Linked DNA regions of Homo sapiens: region 2 is linked to region 1. Evidence: chromatin loops called from intact Hi-C (ENCODE). Cell type or tissue: B cell. All regions are shown on one strand. Links, peaks and the distances in the headings refer to the core of each region. The heading gives the core; the rest is flanking DNA. Region 1 overlaps GALNT2 (polypeptide N-acetylgalactosaminyltransferase 2). Region 2 overlaps GALNT2 (polypeptide N-acetylgalactosaminyltransferase 2).

Region 1 (12,728 bases), core at 3,160-8,159:
CATTCCCGCTCATGTTTCTACCCGCGAGGCAGGATGGAGGCGGGGGCCTCTCTTCCCACACCCCAAACCCTCTCGAGGCATCGGCATCCGTTAGTCCTCAACTGCAACCCCCTTATGATATAAGACAAAGGTCACTCTGTTCCCTGGTCTCCAGGTCTCAAGAATCCAGGCTTGCAACCTTCCATCCCTCCCTCTCAGAGCACCCCAGCGGGCCCCAAAAAGTGCATGGCTGCCCTCTCTCAGCTATACTCATCACCAGGCCCTTTCCACATTCTGCAGAGGGGTGCCTGCCCCCGCCGAACTGGCCCTGCCTGTGTCTCCACTCTGGGTGTTCCTACAGCCCTCTCCTAGCACAGCAACCCCACACTCCTGCTCTGGGAAGTTCCCATCACCATCTCCACAGCTCTGCTGGGGTTGCCCCCACACCCCTGCCCCCACACACTCATCTAGGGAACCTCATCATTCTTCAAGTGTGGCTCAGGGTTTCTGTTCCAAAAGGCCTCCCTGCTCCTCGCTCCTCTTTGGCTGTAGCCCACACACCGTCCTCTGAACTCTGGCCTCCCCATGCTTGAAGGGTCACTACCTGTCTGTGTGCTGCCTCCACCCAACCTCTGAGCACTGGGTGGGGAGCCACCTTCCTTCGTATATTCACATGGAATGAAGAGAGGAAAAGAAAGACAGGAGAGAGACATTGAAACTCTGCCAATAATCCTTTCTAGGAGTGGCACACATTCCAATCCTGGAGAAATGATGACATGAGGCATGGCAAGAGAGTTTTAAGAGAGTTCAGCTTTTCACTTAAACAGAGTACTGGGATGTCACTGTTGGAAAGTGCTCACAATTTCTCATCTAAGCCGAAGTTGTCTGTTCTCCTTCCTACCTTAACAGTTTCTCACTGCCTGAAGGCAGCTGCCAAAACCCCTCTAAGCAAGCAGCACTCTTACCCACCAAAATCTATGACCTCTGATGAGAAACTCCCACTATCCCTTTGTACAACTTCAGATTTTGTCAGCATTATTGACGAAATCCCACAGATACGATATTACAAGATACAAAATTTAAGACACGATCTTGGCTGAAAGACTCACGATCCAAACGCAGTAAACCTTTCATCTCTCCTTATTCACTCTGCCTTTAATTTAAAATATGTGACGCTGTCAAACACCAGCCAGGCCTCGCTACACTCCTGAGGGAGGGGTCGCTAGGAAACTGCAGAATTTGAGAAACACAGGGACATTCTAACCAGCTATTCCTTCTTTCTCCCCACAGCCCCCTCCCTTCTCTGGCCTGTACAACTTCCTTAGTCCCATCTCTGTTACTCTGATTGTGGGAAAGGGATCCTGCACTCTAATTGTGTGATGGGTTATTGCATCTTCATTTATGAATTCTCTAATCTGGTATTCACTTTCAAACACTTGGCCCTCTTTGGCAGCCAACAATGCATAACCAGGCTTGGGAAGCCTTCACATTTGACAAGAATAGAGAACAACCGCTTAGCGGAGACCAGGTTACACGTCAAATGGACTCTTTCCAGCTTCATCAACAAATAAAGCAAAATCTGAGTGCAGGGCTGAGTGTAGGCTGTTTGGTGGAAGAGAACAACACTCTTGAAAACAGCCAGCGGTGCAGACACCAGGGTGTGCTCCTCCAGTGTTTGGAGGGCTGATTAGTGCACAGTAACCACAGGGCCACAATCCTGAGTTACTAACCACATAGCTGGGTTCTCAGAGAGAAAGACCACATTCCCAGACAGGCCACACCACCCTAGTCTGCCATGGGGGTAATGCAGGTGGGACCATCACGGCAGGTCCCACCCGTCCCCATGACTCCATTTTGGTTGCTGAATTCATGAGAAGGACTCAGGCCAAAAGAAGGTGGGAGGTTCCAAGACTGTGGCTTTTATTTCTCCAAGGATCTGCAAAACTTCAGATTGTTCAGGAACAGCAGGAAAATGTACTGCCTTGGTTCCAAATCACTCCAATGAGAAGTGCTGCCTGCCTCCTCCAAATACCTGGAGCCAGGGAATTACTCCCATTAGGCCCCACCATAGTTATTTCTGGACATGATGCAACCTGAGAGATTTTTTCATGCCACAGGTAGATTTAGGGAGAACTCAATTATATTTTCCTTGCTTTTTAGTAACATTAACACGCCACTGGTGACAAGGGGACATTCCAGCTTGCCACAAGTCCAGTACGACCACAGATCAGGTCAGAAGGGCTCTTGCGGGTGATAGACAGCTCTTGCAGCAATGTTTTGCAACACACCAGCACACAACATGCTTAAGAATTGGTGTCTCTCCCTCTGCTGTCTCCATGTCTACATCAAAATTAAAGAGAAGAAAATAATAAAATTAACCCCCAGAAAGTACCTATCAGTACTTGCACTTAATTCATTTCCACCTAAATCCAGGCCGGGTAATATTCTTGACATTGTATAGATCTAATGACAATGTCTTTACTTCTTTTTAAAGTTGAGCCAGGCACGTGACTGGTTTAAAGGCCACTTAGTCCAAAGGACAGGGAGTCATATCTTCAGGTCATCCTCACGTCACTATCCACATGCTTTCATTAAGTGGTCAAAGCTGTACGTTTGAAGCTACAGAGTTCACCAAATAAACAGAATGACTAAGAAACCAAAACCAGGTGTTTTCACATTTTTAGAGTCCCCTGACAGTGTGGTTCGGGGGTTTGGTTTCTGTATCACATCTGCTAAGTGTGCAGGTCATTTTCAAAACCACGCATGCTGAGAGACTAGCAAACAAAGGCAATGATCATGAGGTTAAAGTAGACAAAAGAAGGCAATTAAAACATTTCCACTACCCATCATATAGGAGAAGAACATAAGTACACCTGTTGCCTTCTAAATAAAATATATATTTTTCCTTTCCATAATCGTAGAAAGTAAAAAAGACTTAAGAAATGAAGTCAAGGTCTATTTCCACAAAGGCTCAAGCAAGACAATACCAAATGGGTACAAAATGAAAGACAACTGAAAATCAAAGGTGGAGTCGGCTCTCAGAGGTCTCCAAAGCTCGGTGTCTAAACTTAGCTGTGCGGGCAACACACACACAGACATACACAACCAGTATACGTCAGTTATTTTCGAACCCTGGAACTCACACAAAGACATGACCAACCTGCATGTGCCCCTCTTCAAAGTAGTCCCCTGGGGAGACCCTTGGTATTCCCATGATGCTGTCATCATTCAAAATATTTCTGGAACTCCCCTAACGGGTTGGCCCCCAGAGACAACAGCATAATGTTCATCCTCTAAAGCACATTTGTTTTTTGGAAACAGCTAACAACCACTTGGAGCCAAGCGTCACGAATAAGGCAGGTGATCAAGCTTGGAAATTTTGTTCTTGGTCAGAAACTCACAGTGGGCACCAAATGGCAAGTATAATTTCTCCTAAGGCTCATAGACTAGCTGTGACCACGATGCCAAAAGCAGAGGTTCAACAATGTTCTGAACGCTGAAAATAAGTGTGAAGTCTCCTAAACAGCATGCTTGAAACTCGCCACTTTGAATACACTTGTTCTGATTAGACTATTACAACCAGCCTTGTGTCTTTATAACAATGTCTTGATAAATCACTACTGCACATCCCCAACTCAATGTAGCCCCAAGCAAGTTATTAATAACAAGGGGATGCGGGACACTTCAACTGCCAATCAAGAGACGACAGGCCACAACCCTGCACAGAGATGTCTGCATTCCACAGGCAGATGTCAACGCCCAGGAGTACGTGCAGACATAAATATGCACTATACGCGTGTGCAGAGATCTATATATACACCACAGATTCACAGCTCATCCCAAATCATCCTTAGTGGGCTTATCCTAAATATAGATAATAAATTCATGTTAATAATAGCTGAGACCTTTAAAATGCTCTGAAGGAAAACACACACACACGGATGAACACACACACACACGTATGTACATGCACACACACACACACACAGAGCCACCCTTATGCATTCCTGCACGCTGATCCACTGTGGTTTTCTGGTTTCCTTATCCCTGGGGGGAAAATTTTGTCAAAAAGATACACCCAAGAAATGTAAGCTAAACACTGACAGAGGCCTTCCCTGGAACACTTGTCCCAACATGCTATGATTTGAAAAGATGAGGGGGTCACTGAGAGACCAGGTCGAGGGAGAGAGAGGAGCAGCGGAGCAGCCACTGATTTGGAGGCCTCAGGGCTTGGGATTTATTTAACAGATTTTCTGAACCTCAATCTCATGGAGAATGAATTCTTTCAAGGGAAAGCGATATCTTTTCTTTTCTAACCAACTACAAAAGAACTGGTCCACTAGCCAAATATAATCAAGTTTGGTTTGGTTATATAGTTTGCCAAATATAACCAAGGAAAGCACCAGCTGTCTGTCTACCCATGCTTGCGGGGCAAAGGTTTATGAGGAAAATGGCATTATCCCAGTTCCTGGCAAACAACCTGTTCATAATGTACAGCACCGCTCAGGAGGAAGGGTGAACACTGGATTCAAATTCTAAACCCACAGTCCCAGCTAGTCGGGAGGCTGAGGCTTGAATGGTTGAGCCCAAGAGTTCAAGGCTAGCCTGGGCAACAGAGTAAGACCCTGTCCCTTGAAAAAAAAAAAAAAAAAAAGCATAACAGTATTTAAATAAACTACAAAGGGAAATATAAATTTATATATCAAAAAATAAACGTTATAAGATAAATAAATACATTCTAAATCCCTCCTCCCCTCTTCTAGCTGTGTGACCTCGAGCAAGTTACTGATGCTCCCAATGTCCCAATGTCCCCTTTTTGGGATCTATGCAAAGTGGGGTATGCAAAAGCACTCATCCTCCTGGGGCTGCTGAAGGGACTGACTCCGTGGGCATGGAAAGTTCCCAGCACAGTCCCTGAGTTACAGTCAGCTATTATTGCTTATGATGATGGCAACCTACTAAAGGCAGACACTGATGTTCTCCTCGGCAAAAACAAAGCCTTGTGAAATGGACATCCGCCTAATTCTCCCCTCAAACCTTGCCTTGAGTATTCTGGAATGGTGGTAGGGTTCTCCTCCTCAAAGAAGTAACCCATCAGAAACCTGGCAGGGACAAAGAAGAGGGGAGTGAGGGAATGCAACCAGGATGGAGACAGAAACAAAAAGAGAAGGGAAAAATCAAGAAGGCAAACAGGGGAGGGCAGGAAAGCCAACAGAGTTGTCTGTTCACGCACAAAAGCCTGCTGGTGCTTCCTCCAGTGCAGGGAGCCTGCCCCACCGCCCGCCACGGGACTAAGACAGCGCCTCCTCAGGTGTGGTCCAGGGACCCATACAAAGCCTTCACAACCCCACAGGCATGTGCCAGCACACAGCAGGCAGGTGCAGCACCATGGCTCTTGCAGAAAAGAGGAAAGAGCTGGAAGTGACCTCCAGATCCCAGGGAATGTCAACAAGGAAGTGGCTCTATGCCATTTGGACACTGGCTGGAGATCATTGCGTTAAACATCCTCCCTTCAGAGGAGCATCAGGAAAGGGTACGTGGCCAGCAGGATGCAGTACCAGGGAGAACCACTTGGTGCGTACCATTCTAAGACATGTTTTCAATAAATCCGGAGAAAGATTAGGAGTCCTAAACCACAGTTAACCAATTTCTGGCCTAGTGTTTACATCAAAGTTTGCATATAAGCCACTCAGCCTATCAAAATATTAAGGAAGTCACTGGGAATTTTATTTTATCCAAGGGGTGGAAGCAGTGCCAACATGATCTAGCCTGAGATTCAGCTGTGTCTGGCCATGTGTGACGACCTGGGGCCACAGTCACTGGAAAGAAGATACCGGCAGGGCATTTAGTGTGTGCGGAGGAGGATGAGGGAAGTTTTCTCTCCCAAGCAGCCTGGGGAGAGGCCGAGGAGAAAGGAATGCTGTTGTTTGGGTGACCAGCCCTGGGGAGCTGTGCGTCCCTGAGTCCTGCGGAAGGAAGGGCAGATCGGAGCTGAGCAGCCATTTTCATGACTGATCTGCTGCTTCGTGTCCAGCTGGCACAGGCGACACTGGAGGGGAGAGGCCCGGGACTCCACTTAGACATGGAACACAGTGTTCCCCAAAGCCGACTCCAGGGATGTGTGGAGGTACCAAGAGGGTTTGTAGTTTGGCAGGTTTGAGAGGCAACACCCTTGGCGGGGACTGCCCTCTTCTCGGGAAGAGCCCTGGAGATGGCTGACATGGGAGCAGATGACATCCACAAGGCAGGCATCCAAGGGCATCCAAGGGCTGTTCCTGATAGGCACGTCCTGGACCCCTGGAACTGAATGGGTGGAACTTTGAGAAAAGACAGGGCAAGCTGGTTAACACTGTTACTATGTAACCTTACAACACCAGCTGCTGAGGCCTGGAGAATCCCAGGTGTAGCCTTTAACACCGCCCACTCACCCCCACCCCCACCCCCAACGCATGCAAGAGGCTAGTGAGGACTGCAGTGTATGGTGGCAGACGCTTGGAGATGCTCCGGCCAGGTGCCGAGGGCACAGGGGAGGAACAGGAAAGCAGGCCGCCCTGAGCCCAATAGCGAACCGCAAACGCTTCCCAGCACAGAGAACCAGGGCTCTCTGGGAAAGGCTGACTCCAGGTCTGGGGCAGGAACAGACAATGTGACCCCGGGAATCTTACCACAGTATACAGCAACACGGTCCTCAAAGGCCATGACAATCACGCCAATGGGATGTAGGGCCCACCTCAAGCAGCTTTCACTGACCAAAGCTGGGAAAATGTGAACCCTAATAATAATAACTGGAATAAGCTGAAATGCAAATGTGTAAGTCCACATAATGCCATAAAACCAAACAAGCAAAAAGCCCTATCTGGTTACCACTGACTAGAAACTGATAAATAAAAGGAAGAAACTGACATGGGTGTTATCTTTCCCCCATGGACAGTACCACCAGGTAAACAAATAGTGGGGGTGGGGGGAGTTCTCTTTATACAAACAGCCTAGCAAAGAAATTACACTCGCAGATAGAATTAAAATGTTACAATGTTGAAAGCCTAAAGAACTAGGAGATACAGACACTGAGTATCAATGGTTGCCTCCACCACAGAAACCCAGTGCCCTGTGCCTCCAGGTCCAAGAGTGCAGCACAGACCCCACGTGGCGAGCAGCCTCGCCCATCCCTCAAAGAGGAAGAAACAAATCAAATGGGAATCTCATCAAGGCTCTACACCCGACTTCACATTTGCAGGAAACAGAGCACGGAGGAACATGGAAAACTACCCCACGGAGACGCAAGCCACAAAATCCAGGCTGGAAAACAGTAAGGCGATTCCCAGCTCCCTTCACAAAAACCTGTACGCACAAGTCAATGAAATGACCAAAAGCAGAGGGAAAAAAGAAAACTCCGATTTTCCAAGAACCAGAGGTTGTATGAATCAACCACAGTCGGTAACTTTATATAAATCCTGAATTAAGAAAAATTATAAATACAGGTATAACATTTAGGAACCAAATGGAGATTTGAGCGATAATTAAATATGGATGCCCTTAAGGAACTTGTTAATTGTTTTTAAGTATGATTTATGGTACTGTGAGTTCAAACTATCTTTTAGAGACACACACTAAAATATTTATAGGTAAAATAAGATGATTTCTGGGGCCCATTTCCAGGGTGGTCATGGACAGGACAGGGCTGACCATAGGCTGATCGGATAAAGGCAGGGTGAGGGGCAGGCAGAGTTCATTATACTATTGAGTCTACTTACATATATTTGAACTTTACTATAATAACTTTTTTTAATTGGGCTAGTAGGATGAGAGGAAGGGCGTCACAGAGGAGGTGCCATCTGAACCGCATCTTACAGGGCATGAAGGCCGGACGATGCTCCCACCGAGACAGTGCGGGGAGGAGCCACGCGGGGAAGAACCGACAGCCAGTCCCCGTAGGGCAAAGGCAAAAAATAGTTGAGGCTGGAGAGAGGTGGGAAGAAGCCAGGGCTCCAGGGAGATAAGGAACCAGCCATACTTGTGCTTCTGGCCCTACAGGGACTCTGGTGACCCTGCAGATGGTGGCACTGATGGGACTATAAAAGAGAGGGGCCTCCCAGGAAGGCACCACAACAGATGTGGCTGCTATGTGTGACTAACCGCCCTGGTCAAAAAATAGGCTTGCACACTTTGGAAGACAGTTTGGCAGGATCTTACAAAACTAAACATACACTTTCTATACAGTCCAGTGAGCGCACTCGTTGGAATTTATCCAAAGGAGTTGAAAACTTATGTCCACACAAAAACCTGCATACAAATGTTCCTAACACCTTTATTCATAATTGCTACAATGTGAAACAACCAAGATGTCCTTTGTCATGATGGACACATCTAGGCAAATGGATTAACTGTGGTATATCCAGACAACGGAACAGTATTCAGTGCTAAAAAGAAATGAGCTCTCCAGTCATGAAAAGACATGGAAGAACCTTAAATACATAGGACTAAGTGAAAGAAGCCAATTTGAAAAGGCTACATACTGAATGATTCCAACATTCTGGGATAGGCAAAGTGATGGAGACAGTAAAAAGATCAGTGGTTATCGGGGTTGGGAGGGATGAACAGGGAGCACACAGACAATTCCAAGGGCAGCGAAGCTATTCCATATGACACTGCCCAGAACAGAGTGAGGCGGATGCTTTCATCAGACACGTATATCTTGCTTCACTGCACTTCACACTGATATGCTTCAGATACTGTGTTTTTTACAAACTGAAGGTCTGTGGCAACCCTACATCGAGCAAGTCTATCACTGCCATTTTTTCTAACAGCGTGTGCTCACTTCATGTCTATATGTCACATTTTGGCCATTCTCACAATATTTCAAACTTTGTCACTATTATATCTTATGGTGATCTGTGATCAGTGGTCTTTGATGATACTAATCATTTTGGAGCACCATGAACCATACAAAATGGCAAACTTAATGGATAAACATGGTGTGTGTTCTGACTCCCCCACTCACTGGCTGTTCTGCCATCTCCCTCCCTCTCCTCAAGCCTCCCTATTCCCTGCGATACCACGATACTGAAATTAGGCCAATTGGTAACCTTACAATGGCCTCTGAGTGTTCAAGTGAAAGGAGGAGCGGCACATCTCTCACCTTAAATCAAAAGCTGATAATGATTAAGCTTAGTGAGGAAGGCCAGTTAGCTGAGTGTGAATGCAAAGGAAAAGTTCTTGAAGGAAATTAAAAGTGCTACTCCAGTGAACACATGAACGATAAGAAAGCCAAACAGCCTTATTGCTGATACGGAGAAGGTGTGAGCAGTCTGGATAGAAGATCAAATGAGCTGCAGCATTCCCTTAAGCCAAAGCCTAATCCAGAGCAAGGCCCTTACTCTCCTCAATTCTATGAAAGCTAACCGTGTGTGAGGAAGCTGCAGAAGAGGAGCTGAAAGCTAGGAGAGGTTGACTCATGAGGTTTAAGGGAAGAAGCCACCTCCATACCATAAACGTGCAAGGTGAAGCAGCAAGTGCTGATGGAGAAGCTGCAGCAAGTTACCCAGAAGATCTAACTGAGATCCCTGATGAAGGTGGCTACCCTACAGCAGCCTTCTATTGGAAGAAGATGCCATCTAGGACTATCATTGCTAGGGAGGAGATGCCAATGCTTGGCTTCAAAGCCTCAAAGGACAGTCTGATTCTCCTGTAAGAGGCTAATACAGCTGGTGACTTTACATTGATGCCAATGCTCATTTACCATTCCGAAACTCCTAGCACCCTTAAGAATGATGTTAAATCTACTCTGCCTGTGCTCTATAAATGGAACAACAGAACATGGATGACAGCACATCTGTTTACAGCACGGTTTACTGAAGATTTTAAGTCCGTGTTGAGACTGCTCGGAAAAAAAATATATACTCCTGTCAAAAGACTACTACTGATCACTGATGACACACCTGGTCACCCAAGAGCTCTGATGGAGATGCACAAGGAGGTGAATACTGTTTCCATGCCTGGTAACACAACAGCCATTCTGCAGCCCATGGATCAAGCAGTAATTTCAACCTTTAAGTCTTGTTTAAGAAATACATTTTGTGGCCAGGCACAGTGGCTCACGCCTGTAATCTCAGCACTTTGGGAGGCCGAGGCAGGTAGATCACGAGATCAGGAGATCGAGACCATCCTGCCCAACATGGTGAAACCCCGTCTCTACTAAAAATACAAAAATTAGTTGGGCGTGGTGGTGTGTGCCTGCAATCCCAGCTACTCAGGAGGCTGAGGCGGGAGAATTCCTTGAACCTGGGATGCAGAGGTTGCAGTGAGCCGAGATCGTGCCACTGCACTCCAGCCTGGTGACATAGCGAGACTCTGTCTCAAAAAAAAAAAGAAAGATGTTTTGTAAAACTATAACTGCCATAGATAGTGACTCCTCTTATAGATCTGGGCAAAGTCAAGTGAAATCCTTCTGGAAAGAATTCACCCTTACAGTTGCCATTAAGAACATTCGTGATTCACAGAAAAGATCAAAATATCAACACTAACCAGAGCGTGGAAGAAGCTGATTCCAACCTTCATGGATGACTTTGAGGGGTTCAAGACTAGAGTGGAGAAGGAACTGCAGTTGTGGTGGAAACACCAAGAGAACTAGAAGTGGAGACGACAGATGTGACTGAATTGCTGCAAACTCATGATAGAACCTGGAAAAAGACATGGAAGAGCAAAGAAAGTGGTTTCCTGAGATGGAATCTATTCCTAGGGAACATGCTGTGAGCATGTCAAAATTACAACAAAGGATTCAGAATAAACTTAATTGACAAAGACGTGGCAGGGTTTGAGGGAACTGACTCCTATTCTGAAAGAAGTCCTACTGTGGGCAAAATGCTAAACAGCAACGCATGCTACAAAGAAATCTTTTGTGAAAGGAAGAGTCCATCAATGTGGCAAATTTCATTGTTGTCTTCTTTTAAGAAACTGTCGCAGCCACCACCTCAACCTTCAACCACCACCACCGTCATCAGTCAGCAGCCATCAACATCTGGGCAAAAAGACTATGACTCGACTTGCTAAAAACTCAGATGATCCTTAGCATTTTTCAGTAATAAAATATTTTAAAATTAAGATCCGTACATTGTTTAGGCATAAGGCTACTGCCCTATTCACAGACGGCAATACAGTGTAAACATAACTTTGTATGCACTAGGAAACCAAAAACTGTGTGTGACTTGCTTTACTGCCGTATTTGCTTTATGTGATGGCCTGAAATCAAACCCACAATTTTCTCAGACGTGTGTCTGTACATTTGTCCAAACCCATAGAATGTACAAAAGCAAGAGTGAACCCTCCTGTAATCCCAGCACTCTGGGAGGCCGAGGCAGGTGGATCACAAGGTCAGGAGTTCAAGACCGGCATGGCCAAGATAGTAAAACCCTGTCTCTACTAAAAATACAAAAATTAGCTGGGTGTGGTGGCAGGAGCTTGTAATCCCACCTACTTAGGAGGCTGAGGCAGGAGAATCGCTTGAACCCGGGTGGCAGAGGTTGCAATGAGCCGAGATCATGCCACTGCACTCCAGCCTGGGTGACAGAGTGAGACTCCATCTTAAAAAAAAAAAAAAAAAGAGTGAACCCTAATGTAAGCTGTGGACTTGGGAGACTTAAGGATGTGTCAGTGTAGGTTTGTGGACTATAACTCTTGCGAAGGGAAACTAATAGGGGAAGCTGGATGTTGGGGTAGCAGGTATACAGGCACTCTCTGTACCTTCTGCTCAATTTTGCTGTGAACCCAAAACTGCTCTAAAAAATAAAGCCTATTGAAAACAGATTTGCACGTTCTACATGGTACATAACCATCCATCTTTACTGCCATTAATGCCACACCACGTATTTAGCACCAAGATCCAAGAGCTCAATTCAGCGTTCTGGACCAGACTAAAAGGTGAGCTGAGTGCGTTTACTGGGTCAGCTGCATCATTTCCAGCCCGCAGGCCAGTTCGCCGGGTGGCATCCAGGACTTACGAGGTCAAGGGAATGTCTACCTGCTCCACCGCCAACGCTGTTTCCCCTGTTCATGTCCCAGCAGTGCCGGGTTCAGCCCAAGCCCCTCCTCTCGCTGAGAATCCCTCCTACCTCACTACAACTTAGAAATATCTTTCCAACATACAGACGTAATCGTGTGGGAAACGTCTGCCCATTTACAAACCTCAAGTGCCTCACTGAATTTCGCCAGTGAAATTCCCAAGTGACAAAGGATGAGATTTGTTCTCTTCTTCCAGGGCTCAGTCTTCACCAGGGAAAATTGACTTAGGAAGATTCCTTCACAAGGAATGGCCGGAAGCTACTGGGGGACAGCAGAGAAAGGAACGACTAAACCTCCCCCTAGAATGAGGCGCGGAAACACCAGGAAGACGAACTGAAAACCTGACCCTGAATGTGGCCAGAGGAATCACTGTGGCCCGTTTCCAAGAATCTCAGATTACCAGAGACACAGCTAAGTGGGCAGAAACCCCCTGTCCTAACAGAAGCCAGCTCCGAACTGAAAGGAAACACACGTCAAAAACGGCTTTCCTTAAAATGAGACTCTGACAGCCAAGGCTGGGAACGCAAGGGTTTTCATTCTATCACGTCAAGCACTTCACGGAGATGAAGTCCTTCATTCACTGCCTCACCCCGTGAGTCAGATGCTCAGCACATGCTGACGTTATTCTGAAAAAAAAAACAAAAAACAAATCCAATGACTTGCCCTGAGCCACAGCCATTGAGTCACAGGCAGAA
Region 2 (12,728 bases), core at 3,512-8,511, 88 kb before region 1:
ACAGGGAATCAAAAAGAATAAAAAGTACAGAAAAGAGCTTATGAGGGACAGAGGAAACGCAGAATTATCTAACAAAGATGAAATTAGGGTCTCAGAGGAAGAGGAGACAGAACTGCAGCATGGCAAAACTGACAAGGCATGAAGCTCAAGAGTCAGGAAATTCCACAAATCCCAAACAGGTTCAGCACAAGGAAAACAACTGCTAGGCATATTATGGCAAAATTGCTGAAAAAAAGAAATATCTGAAAAGGCAGCTGGAAGGAAAAGTCAAATGTCTTCAAAAAGAACAAGACTAACGGTAGACATTTCGCCAGAAACAACAAAAAACAGAAGACAACTGAAAGACAACGTAAAGGTGCTGACAGTCACTGTCAACCCAGAATTTCACAGTCAGTGAAAAGACTCTTCAAAAACAAAAGTAAGCCGGGCGTGGTGGCTCACACCTGTAATCCCAGCACTTTGGGAGGCTGGGGTGGGCAGATGGCTTGAGGTCAGGAGTTCAAGACCGGCCTGGCCAACATGGTGAAGCCTAGTCTCTACTAAAAATACAAAATTGGCCAGGTATGGTGGTGGGTGCCTGTAATCCCAGTTACTTGGGAAGCTGAGGCAGGAGAATCACTTGAACTGGGGAGGCGGAGGTTGCAGTGAGCTTAGATCACACCACTGCACTCCAGCCTGGGCAACATGAGCGAGACTCCGTCTCAAAAAAAAAAAAAAGTAAAGTTAAGATGTTTTCAGACAAACAAAAGGATACAATTCATTGCCAACATACTGGGACTAATAGAAATACTAATGAAATACAGAAGGAATATGGTCTTAGGTAGAAAAATAGAAATATAAGAAATGAGGAGCAATGGGAATATAAATATGTGAATAAATCAAAAGGATATTTACTGCATAAAACAATAAAAGATATCCTATAGAGTTTATAAAGAAAGAATTAAGCTAAATGACAACAAGAGCACAAAGGGCTGAAGGTAAGTGGAAGGTAAATTATTAGAAGGTCTGTGCATTGTCTAAGAAGTAATAAAATTATTCATTTACATTAGGCTCTACATGTGGACTTACTAGTCAAGAATTTAGCAAACCAACAGAGAAGAAAAAACGTAGGAGGATGCAAGGGAAAAAGAAACACAAAGCAGGTGGAACTAAGAGAACACAACCAGTGAGATGTTGGTGTTAAACCCCAATAAACTAGTACTTACATTAAATGTAAAAGAACTAAATACACCATATAAAAGATAAAGATTGTCACAGCAGATGAAAGTCCAAAATCCAACTATAGGCTACTTACAGAAGATACACTTTAAATATAAGGACATAAAAAGTTTGAAAGTGAAAGCATGGGAAAATGTATACCATGCAAAAACATGAAACCAAAGAAAGATGGTGCAGCTCTACTGATATTGTAAAACAAGAAGCATTACCACTGACAAGAAGTGCATTTCATAATGATAAAAGGGCCAGTCTACTAAGAAAATAACAGAAACTCACAAACAGGTCTAAAATAGAAAGAACAGAGCTCTGTTGTAAATGGTCTAGAGGTGGTTAGGTTATCCTTACTAGGCTACGTAATTGCCTGTTTCCTTGTCTGCCTCTCCGGGAAGACTACAGTTTCTTGACAACAAAGACGATCCTCATGGTCATCACTGCATTCCCAGGATGATGGCAGAAAGAAAAGACTAAAGAGTAAAGAAAGCAAATCACACAACTCATTTAGCATCATTGTGCTTTTGCCCAAACCATAACCCAGAGTTACAGATGGGGAAACTGAGCCACACATGTGGGCAGCCACTCAGGGGTTAAGCTTTGAGAATACGTTTGCTAATGATCTTTGAAAAGGAGACTTGAAACGGGCCCTTCAGAGATGCCAACATCGACACAAACGAAATCTCTACAGTCAAATCAATACAGTCTACTTATACCAGTCTCAATGCATTCTTTAATTCAGACAGAGAGAAGGCCTGAAATAGACCAAAAAAAAAGAGGAAACATATCAAGGGAAGAAAAAGAACGGTCTGTGGTTGAAACCAGAAGTTGGTTTTATAAAGACACAAAAAATAAAAACAAAACATAAACAAGCACGCTGATGAATAATGACATGGCTTTGGTGTGAACTGTGCATATCAGATGCAAGTTACAACCTGGGATGAGTTGGTGGGGGACCCGTTAAGCAAGGAGCCATTATTGCTGGCCACTTCCCACTCCCCACATCTCGTATATCTCGCTGAGCCTGCCAGCACCCTTCCAACAGCAGGCAGAGATGTCACACTGACAGGCAGAGATGTCACACTGACTGAACACACAAGCAGTCTCACTTCCTGAACGGCATCAGCAATGTTCCAAGGGAACAGAAATAGAGTGCACTCTTCCAATACATTTTCTTCGAGAATCTGAAGCTGGAAAAAGAAAAACAACCCCATTTCTTCTCCATTTCTCAGCATCCCATCAACGTGTGGCCAGCTTCCCTTAGGAGGTTGTTTGGCTGCAAGTTACCAACACCCATCTCTTCCATTTTTTAGGTGCATTCAGGCCTCATGCCAAGACTCATGCCTAAAAGCCGGGAGTATGAAAGACCCTCTGAAGAGCGGACAGTAAGGGAGCCACAACTGTTAGACAGAACCCTGAGCCCAGGATACAGAGTGCTCCAATTCCTCCACCAGTGAGCCCTGTTAGAACTCAGGCAAGTGGCTCACCTTTCTCGTCTGCCTCATAGACAAGTGATAAAACTTCATGGCTTAGTAACTGTAAAATCCCTGGGGACTAAGGCTCTCTAGATACAAGGTGGTGCCTTATGAGGCCCCGGGATATCCTAGCTGCCTGCCTCTCCCCAAACATGTTCCAACCGACAATGTGAAAAATGAGAAAAACAACCTCTGCTCTGCAAACTGAGCTCACATCCTGCCGAACCTGACTCCTGTGTGCAACTCTTCTACTTTCTGGAAGTGGGGTCTGAGTTCCGAGCCTTCTGGGAACTGGTATACGACATCATCAGAAGTATAGCATCCCTACCCACTTTACAGGAGTGTGATGCAGAGTAAATAAAATTTTTTATTTTTAGAGATAGAGTCTCACTCTGTTGCCCAGGCTAGAGTGCAATAGCATGATCATAGCTCACTGCAACCACAAACTTCTGGGCTCGAGTGACCCTCCCCTTTCAGCCTCCCAAGCGGCTGGGAGTACAGGTGCACACCACCACACTAGAGTAATTGTTTTTTAAGATGGGGTCTCACTATATTGCCCAGGTTGGTCTCAAGCTATCCTCCTGCTTCAGCCTCTCAAAGAGCTGAAATTACAGGTGTGAGCCACTGTGCCCAGCCTTAAATAAAATTAATGCACACAAAAGGCTGAGCATGGGCCTTGATACCAAAAAATGTTCAATGAACTGCTTTGTTACTGTGATTATTGAACAAGCTTTTAAACATTCACTGTTACACCACACCCAAACTCCACCTGCCCCACGGCCACAAATGCCAACAAAGCCAGAACAGCTAAGCCTAGAGAAGCGCCTGTCCCCACCTGTGACACCCCGTGTGGCCTCCCATCTCCTCCACCAGGACCCTGTGGTGCGGCATACAGAGTTGGAGTTGGGCAGCAAATTGATGCGGGAGGAGTGGGTGCTCGGGCCAGCTCTACCATGGAGCAGCGGTTCCGTCACAAGAATCTCAGGAGGCCAGCGGCGCATGTTTATGAGACGCCGCGAGCTGCCGAGAAGTACAACATAAGGACAAAGCTCCAGCCCTGCCTGGGTCTCCAATCACACTCCCACTGGGGAGCTGTGTGGATTTCCCTAGATCTTCTGCCCCCCTAAAAAGAAAACTCTGAGTCCCCTAATAGTTGCCTTAGCCAAAGCCTCCCTCCAAGCTGGCTGACTTAATGCTGAAAACCTTCACTTGGCTTCAGCAATGTTTGTTCTTCCAGAATAAGAATGGGAAGTTTGGATTTTATCTTTCCCCACAATCCTTAATCCTGATTAGCCACTCTTAAAACAACTGATATCAATACTGACATTCCAGTGAGAGTAAACAGCACAACCCAGGCCTTCAATGTCTGCCCTCTTTAAATGCCCCTAAAAAATAAATAAAAGAATACACCCTTAAGAGCTTTGACCTATGTTTTGGCTGTGTTAAAGGCAGACATTTCAAAAGTGGTCAAAATAGAGTTCTTTAGTAATTCTTCTAAACAAAGGGTGAGCCACTATAATCTGTAACTAGAGTAAAAACAACATATTCTTGACTTAAAGATAAACCGATTAGATGTACAACTTGGACACACTCCTCTCAAAGAAGGTTCCTTTGTAGGGAAATGGTTCAGGCAGTGGTATTTCAGCGTGAGACACAAAAATGTTTCAAAACCCCACATTTTAAATGTAGTGGTGGCAAGGCAGAGAAAAGCTTTCTAATAACTAAACGTTTGAAACCCAAAGGAAACCTGTTTCTTTAACAAGCAGTTCTTGTTTTTAAAGGATTTAATGAAACAAGTCAAAAGGAACGGTGTCTAGTTGACAGGGGAAAGAAGAAAACAAAGAAAATGGTTTCCCCCCTAAAGGTTGATTTCATTTTACATCTGTAAATAATTTCAATGTAAACTGTCCCAAGTTTTCCCTAGTAGAGAGAAAGAGATTTCATAAACTTCCTGGGTTCCTCTACTTTATTTTCTTATCAGATGCATTTCCAGGCAAAAACAATCAAAACCCTCCTGGAAAGGAGTTTGGATCCCGGAAACGCTCCAGCCTGACGACACTCACTTCCTAAGCGCAGCACACTCTAAAGAAGGCATCAAGGGGATGTTACCCCAGGAACCTCTGAACCAGACAACACTGGGGAGAGGCTTCAGAAGAGCTTAAGAGAAAATGAAGGCAAGTGTTACCCAAGTCATTTCAGGATCTGGCTGGCCGGTCCTCCCACTGGCCTGCCGGTCATGCTGTATCGTTTCCACTCTGTATTAGTCAGCCTGGGCTGACAATACCACAGACGGGACCTTAAACAATAGACTTTTTTTTTTTTTTTGAGACAAGGTCTTGCTCTGCCACCCAGGCTGAAGTGCAGTGCAGGCTCAGCCTCCTAGGCTCAAGCCATCCTCCCACTTCAGCCTCCCTTGTAGCTGGGACCACAAGTGTGAGCCACTATGCCCAGCTAATTTTTGTATTTTCTTGTAGAGATGGGGTTTCGCTATGTTGCCCAGGCTGGTCTCAAACTCCTGGACTCAAGCGATTCACCCGCCTTGGCCTCCCAAAGTGCTGGGATTACAGGCATGAGCCACTGCACCTGGCCCAACAATAGATTTGTATTTCTCACAGCTCTGGAGGCTGGAAGCTCAGCTCAAGGTACCAGCAGATCTGGTTCCTGGTGAGGCCTCTTCCTGGCTTGCAGGTGGCCCTGTTCTGCTGTGTGCTCACATGGTAGGGAAAAAAATCTCTCTTTCCATCTTCCTCCTCCTATAAGGACACCTGTCCTGTAGGACAGGTGGATCAGGGCGCCACCCTTTAGGACCTCCTCTAACCTTAATCACCTCCACAAAGGACCTGTCTCCAAATACAGTCACTCTGGGGTTTGGGACTTCAACGTAAGAAACTTGAGGGGGCACAATTCAGTCCACAACACACTCATACTTCCATGCGGCTGCTAGTCAGAGGGACAGAGACTTCCTGTGGGGCCTGTATGGGCTACAAGGCTCAGGAGGTGATGGCTTTCAACCTGCTTTTGAGGGCTGGCTGATGGAGAAGGCAGGTATGACTCAGAGCAATAACAGAAAAAACAAAAAAACAACTTCAACATGCTTTTTTTTTTTTAACTAATGGGGGGAAATAAGTAAATGAGGGCTTGACAGGAAGCCCTGTGGCCATTTGGGTAGGACAGTCTCTTCAATGTGCCAGACCAACCTGGGCTATACGAAATATGTGGCTTCATTGGGCCCTGGTGGTAAATGCCAGGAGCACCCCACGGGTATTCTAACAACCCCCGATCCTCCACCCCCACATTTCCATCTTCGCTCTGGGTGGGTGGCACAGCTCAAGGCTGAGAACCACTGAATTAGACACTCCCCTGAGGCTCCTTTTAGCTTCACAGTCGCATAGCTTCATAAAATTATATCTCCTGATCACGGGAACACAGCCTAAAATAGTACGCAATCTACAGTGTTAGACTGTCCTCAAGTGTCAGCCGTTGGCTCCAGATTCACAGCTAAAGATCTCAATGTTGGAATCGTCCAGGGCTCAGGCCTTGGGCCTCTTCTGTCTGCATCCATTCCCTTGGGCTTAACACCCAGCCTCACGGTTTTAAATACCATCCATACGCTGAACATTTCCAAATTTACATTCCCGCTAAGACCTTCCTCCTGAACACCAGACACATATCCCACCACCTACAAAACAGGTCCACCTACACTGAGCAGCATTAACATGTCCACATTTCCCTACACCTGCTCCACTCACAGCCTCCCTATATCTCAGCTGAGGAGACTGCAGGTCTTCCCTTGTGCCAGCCACAATCCTTGGCACCCTCTTCCAAGCCATACCCCCCTCCAGTCCATTAGCACATCCTGTTGGCCCCACCTTCAGAATATAGCCCACCAGACCACTTCTCACCACCACCAATGCTACTTTCCATTACCTTCTGCCTGGACAGTAAGAACAGCTTCCCAACGCAGAGAGAGAGAGAAAAAACAAACACTTACTACAAAAAAGAAACTTCAGAATTCCCATTGGTTTAATTTGCTTTTAAGTCTTGATAATTTATTTGAAATTTCCAAGCAAGAAGATTATTTTTTTAAATTGAGAAACCATGCAGAGATCACTGTTAGAGGTGAGGGATATCCCAATTACCCTGACTTGATCATTACACATTGTAGACAGGTATCAAAATCTCACATGTACCGCCAAGATAGATAACAACTATGATATATCAATTTAAAAATAAAAAGAAAAGAAATGGTGCTTTCAAAACTAGGATGGGGCTGAATGCCGTGGCTCACACTTACTATCTCAGCATTTTGGGAGGCCAAGGCGGGAGAATTGCTTGAGGCCAGGAGTTTGAGACCAGCCTGGGCAACACAGTAAGACCCCATCTCTACAAAAACTTAGCCTAGCGTCATGATGCGCACCCACGGTCCCAGCTACTCAGGAGGCTGGGGCAGGAGAATCACTTGAGCCCAAGAGGGAAAGGCTACAGTGAGCCAAAATTGTACCACTGCAGCCTGGGTGACAGAGTGAGACCTTGCAGAAAGAAAAGAAAAAAAAAATAAGATGGGCTATCATCTTTCTAATATCTAAGAGGACCTAATATATCTTATACATAGTATTTAGTATTTCACTCACAGCTGGCTTTTGTGTGCTTCCTGATTCCATGTAAATATTTCTTCTTGGTACAATATATACATCTAGAAAGGTAAATAAAGCATAGCCCAGAGTTTTTTGTTTGTCTGTTTGTTTGGGAGGCTCTGAAGCCTTATTCCTTGTATCTATCCTTCAGGGTAATAAGGGGTGGATTATAATCGCAGTTTTCCAGTCCTGGGAGAACACAAACACAATGAGGTTATTTGTGTGTGGCCCATCTTGAGTTCACAGGACCTTTATACTTAAATATCCCCCTTTCCTTCTCCTGTATTCTTTTATGATTCTTCATATCTTGCATGATTTATTGGGCACTCAATATATGCCAGGCACTCTGCTAAACAATTCACTCACTCAGCAAATACTTATTGAATTTACTGAGTGCCCGGAGGTGTCTGAATAACAACCCTGGATACAATAACTCACTATTCGGAAGAAAAAAATAAGTAAAATACACAGTGTGTGGGTGGTGAGAGGAACTGTGGAGAAAAATCAAGCAGGAAAGGGGGACGGGAAGTTTTGGAGTGGGGGTCAGGGGGTTGAACTCCTAGGGAAGATGGTCAAGGGATACCTCACTGAGGTGGCTCAGGGGAGGGGCAACCAGCCCATGTAAACATGTTGCTTAATCTTCATAGGTTACAGATGGAGTAATGTTCTATCATCTTATAGATGATAAAGGTCACAGAATTAAGAACTGGAGGGTCTGAGATTTTCAACCCAGGTCTGTAGGACTCCAAACACCTCATTCTTAATTACCCTCCACCTGTACTGCTTTCAGATTTATCAAAACTAAAGACTGAATTCTACTGTGCAAGAATTTCTATTGATCAACACGAAGGTAGATACTGCAGAGACAAAAAACATTTTATACAGAAAGGTCAAATTCTGAAATAGCTCCCCATTAGATATATTGGGAGAGAAATTCAAAGAGGTAACCCAATCTTCTTAACCTGACATTCAACAAGAATGGTAATTCTAGAGCTTACACTTTGAGACATTAAATCGGCTCAGCTCTAGGCATCCAATTGACTATGGATAGACTTTAATTTAGCCCAAATCCAACAAATGTGGAAGGCATCCCAGCTGCCCCTTTAACACATGCAAATGAACATGACACACTGGCTGGAACTAAAATTAAACCCACCTAAAATGCATCCCACACTGTGGGATGAATATTCAAACATCTGTTTGGACAAACTCATATTTCAAAAACTTTGAAAAAAAATATACGTACATATAGTTTTGGGGACTTTGTAGGGACTTGCAAGGGAGGCAGATGAGAAAGCCAGCCCACATGCTGATGAGCCATGAGAAAGAACACCATTCTTCTCTCAGCTCACAGGGTAAGTTAAGTATGTAAAGATAAAATCTTGTGGGAAAACTAGCTCTTAACCCACATGGTGAAAAGAAATTCAGACCATCTCATGGAGATGTCATGCCAAGCAGTCGACTGAAGTCATCAGGGAAGATTTCTGCACTAGATTCTGCTAGACTTTATTCCCCTGAGTTTAGGCCAAGCCCTTCTTAAAAGCTACACGGACGCTTTCTGGTCTTCAGTCAGTAGCTCTTAATCACTGGGCAAGTTATCAACATTCCGGGCACCTCCGTTTCCTCTCTGTGTATGAAGATAAGCTTCAAGCCTATCTTAAAGGGTTGTGTGGATTACGTGGGTGGGGGCCGGAGAAGCACCTGGCATGGGCTGCTTGGCCTGGTTAGCCTGGGGATGGGCTGGTGGTGGGGAAGTACACACCTGGGACCCTCTGGAAAAAGTGAAGGACCCTGTCCCCAGAAACGCACCTACATATACACTTGCGATCTTGCACACAGCTTCGGCCTCAACACTTTCACAACATCCCAAAGCCCATGCATGGCTCCCTGGAGGTCCTTGGACCCCAGGTTGTCACCCCTTATTTTAGATACAGTACTAAACAGTTAGTCAAGCTGACTTTAACCAGGACAGCATAAGGACTGAGTAGAGCTGGCTTTAGAAAAGAAATTAATGGATGACAGGAAACATTAATCAAAGACAATCTTTTGGAGTGGAGTTAGGAAAATGATGAGATTCTTACTATTATATAAGATATGTATGTTTACATATACTCATATGTATCAGATATTAACACACAAACACACACACACACTTTTCCATGGCCCTAAAAAAACTGTAAAGCTACATATTTCTTAAATATGAGCTGGAATAGGTGAACAGAGCTGACTAGAACCCAAAGAAAGCTGTTAAGAAAGGAAGCTCCTGGCAGTTAACTGGCACCTACACTGTCCATAAAGTCCTTGAGAGTAAGAGAGAAAAATCTTCTTTCACTGTATGCAGTGTGTGTGAATGTAGTTTCACTGGCCATTTGTCTCTCTCCAGCTCTCCCTCCCCCATCAATCCCTGAAACTCCAGCCCGTGAAATTAGACACTTGCTGGCTCTCTGGGAGCCCCATGCTTTCCTGGCAGGGCTTCTGCACTTCCTTCTTCCTGGGTGTCCCCACCCAATTCACCGCTCTTGGGACCTGTCCTGACCCTCCCACCCTCCTGAGTGCCTCAAAAGTATTCATGCAAAGTAGACTGCCCAACCCATGGAGCTACACGACCTCACTTCCTGGTGCACCTGCCACCCCTAGCAGCTGGAATGGGACCAGATTTTTCTGGGTGAAATGCTAGGATCCGAGCACAGAGTCTGACATATGGTAGATGTGTAATCTATATTCCATTCACTGATGAATGAATGACTCTAACTTAGCAGGAAGATATACCAAGCACCCAGGAAAACAGCTGCCTTCAAAATGCAGCTCCTTATTTTTTAATAATCTGAAACAAGACTAATTCACTGAGAATTCCAATGTGAAAGACCTCCCAATCAAGGTTCTTATCAGCAAACTTACAGGTATGGGATAACAATGAGGGTTATGCATATCACTTTCCTGATAAGTGGTGACAAATACTCTTTTTAAAATGCCTACCAACCTCCTGAGCTGAGCTTCATAGACCCCAAAGTACCCTCCACTCTCAAGATCTTTGAAGAATAAAAAGGGGTGGGCAAGGTGGAGCATGCCTGTAATCCCAGCACTTTGGGAGGCCGAGGCGGGCGGATCACTTGAGGTCTGGAGTTTGAGACCAGCCTGGCCAACATGGTGAAATCCCATCTCTACTAAAAATACAAAAATTAGTCAGGTGTGGTGGCAGGCAGCTGTAATTCCAGATACTCGGGAGGCTGAGCCACAAATTGCTTGAACCTGGGAAGTAGAGGAGTAGAGGTTGCAGTGAGCCAAGATCACATCACTATATTCCAGCCTAGGCAACAGAGCAAGACTCAGTCTCCAAAAAAAAAAAGAAAAAGAAAAAGAAAAAGAAGGAGGTCAGGAGAGCAGTGGTTCATGTTTGTGATTCCAGCACTTTGGGAGGCTAAGGCGGGAGGATCACTTAAGGCCAGGAGTTCAAAACCAGCCTGAGCAAATGGAGAGACTTCACCTCTACCAAAAAATAAAAATAAAAAATTTTAAATAAATATTATCTGGATGTAGTGGTGAATGCCTGTAGTCCTAGCTACTCAGGAGGCTGAGATGGGAGGATTGCTTGAGCCCAAGAGTTTGAGGTTACAGTGAGCTATGATCGCACCACTGCATTCCAACCTGGGTGATAGAGGGAGACCCTATCTCTAAAAATAGAAAGAAAGATGTGGACAAGAGCCCTTCCTTTAGTACAGGGTGTGGAGATGTGGCACCTGTCCCTCCTGTGTTTCTGCTCAATTTAACATCTATTGTGCTGGGTAGTTCATTTCTCCTTTCTAATCTTTAGAACATTTCCAATATAAGCTGTCACAATAAGCAGGAATTTAGATTTTCTTCCTCCAAGGTTGGGAACAATGACAAATTTTGCATTTTTGTGAATGGATCATAAAAATAACAAGTGATCACTAAATATAAAGCCAGTCACACAACTCTCTTTCTGACTTCCACGCTCTGGCCAGAAACCCACAGCCTCTGCACACTGCCACAGGGCACCTAAAGACTAGAGCTGAATCTAGAACCATCCTTCCACTGCCTATGGATGAAGTTCCATTGCCATATACCTCAGGATTTTTCCTAGTTTTACAACACACATTCAATTTCCCAGAGTAATGGAGAAGTTCTAGTGTCACAGGTGAAAGCGACGTACTGGTTTGTGTGAAAGCAAATGAAGCTGCAGCAGGTGCTTAGTGGGGTACTTACTGGTCATGCCGGGTGTCAGGGATGGCTCTGTCCATTCGAAGCTTATCACTCTCCACCTGGTTGAACTTGTTGCGGGCGTAAGGGTCCTGCCCGGAGCGGACCATCGTCCCTCCAACATAAGCTTCCTGGTTAAAGTCTGGCCACCGTACTTTCCCTAAAAAGAGCAGAGCAGAGGGTAGGGATGAGGGAAAATGTGACCAAGTGCTCATCACAGAGACTGCAGTAAGTGTTAACTCCAGAAATCACATCCATGGCTTCTTTATATAGTGGCCATTTTAAACAACAAACTAGCTGAAAACAGCACAAGCAAGCATCATCCTGTCTACAACCCAGAGAATAGGAAACTGCAGGTTTGCCATTTACAGCATGAAAGTTAAAGGCCTGGTGTACAGGCATCTGTCCAGTGAACAAAGTAAGATCAAAGTACCTGTAACTGTGGCATCATTCATGTTTTCTATAAAAGGAGATGTTCTCAGCTTGTCCCACCTTTCCAGGGATTATAATGTTGACATTATCTCAGGTAGGGTGAAGAAGATCATGTATAAACTGCACATAAGGTATTCCATCATGTAACATCAGGTAACACAAAAATAAATGTTTATACAAAAAATAACCCCTAAAGAACAGGATATCAAAATACCCTTTGGTGAGACCTTGTCAAGGGGTCCTTTTTGCAGCTGTTAGTATGCCTGACCCCACGGGGAGAAAGTGAAGGATGTGGCTCTCAGAGGTGTCCTCATATGCACAGCAGGGGCCTGGCCATTCCTAACACACACATCATACCTGTTCTCTTCCTGGAAGAAAGGAAGCCAAGGCAGCCTGCCTGTCCCCTGGCATTGGCCTGAACCCTAGAATGCCAGGCACAAGGTTCTCCAAGAACACACCACTGCACTGAGGAGCTCTACCCTAGGGCAGAGGCAGTGTTGGCGACCAAGGAGCATTGAGAGGAGAGCACTGCTAGGCGAGTGAAGTCAGGATGAGCCCAGGTGTAATAAAGGCAGAGCCAGAGAAATGCACAAAGGCAGGATGCTCAAACAGCAGAAGACAGGTGGAAGGAGAGGCAGACTTGAAGCAAGGAGAACATTTATGATTCTGTGTCAACCTGGGTTTCAATCAAGCACCATTCGCCATTTGCCACCTATATGATCTCGGATACGCTATTCATTGTTTGAAATTAAGTTTCCTA

Evidence for each region. Peaks named below come from ENCODE experiments on the same cell type or tissue, not always from the same donor. Only the 100,000 strongest peaks of a DNase experiment are listed, where the experiment ranks them.
Region 2: it touches region 1 in a loop (2.9-fold over the local background); 3 of 110 quality-filtered maps call a loop at or near these places.

What each region holds. Positions count from the first base shown.
Region 1 is chr1:230,113,854-230,126,581 of GRCh38, reverse strand. All of the region lies in intron 1 of GALNT2 (polypeptide N-acetylgalactosaminyltransferase 2), which reads right to left. Among named protein-coding and RNA genes, the nearest start is that of GALNT2, 53 kb to the right of the region's middle. RefSeq lists a silencer at 2,066-2,360 and enhancers at 3,102-3,311, 3,322-3,451, 12,133-12,728. In B cell, for the core only: CTCF peaks have their summits at 5,354 and 5,556; DNase peaks (open chromatin) are centred at 3,221, 5,531 and 7,934; H3K4me3 peaks cover 110 bases; H3K27ac peaks cover 1,351 bases.
Region 2 is chr1:230,202,105-230,214,832 of GRCh38, reverse strand. GALNT2 (polypeptide N-acetylgalactosaminyltransferase 2) reads right to left here. Exons shown (of 16, transcript NM_004481.5): 3 at 11,543-11,696. Among named protein-coding and RNA genes, the nearest start is that of GALNT2, 140 kb to the right of the region's middle. In B cell, for the core only: no CTCF peak of the experiment used is centred there; a DNase peak (open chromatin) is centred at 5,902; H3K27ac peaks cover 4,329 bases.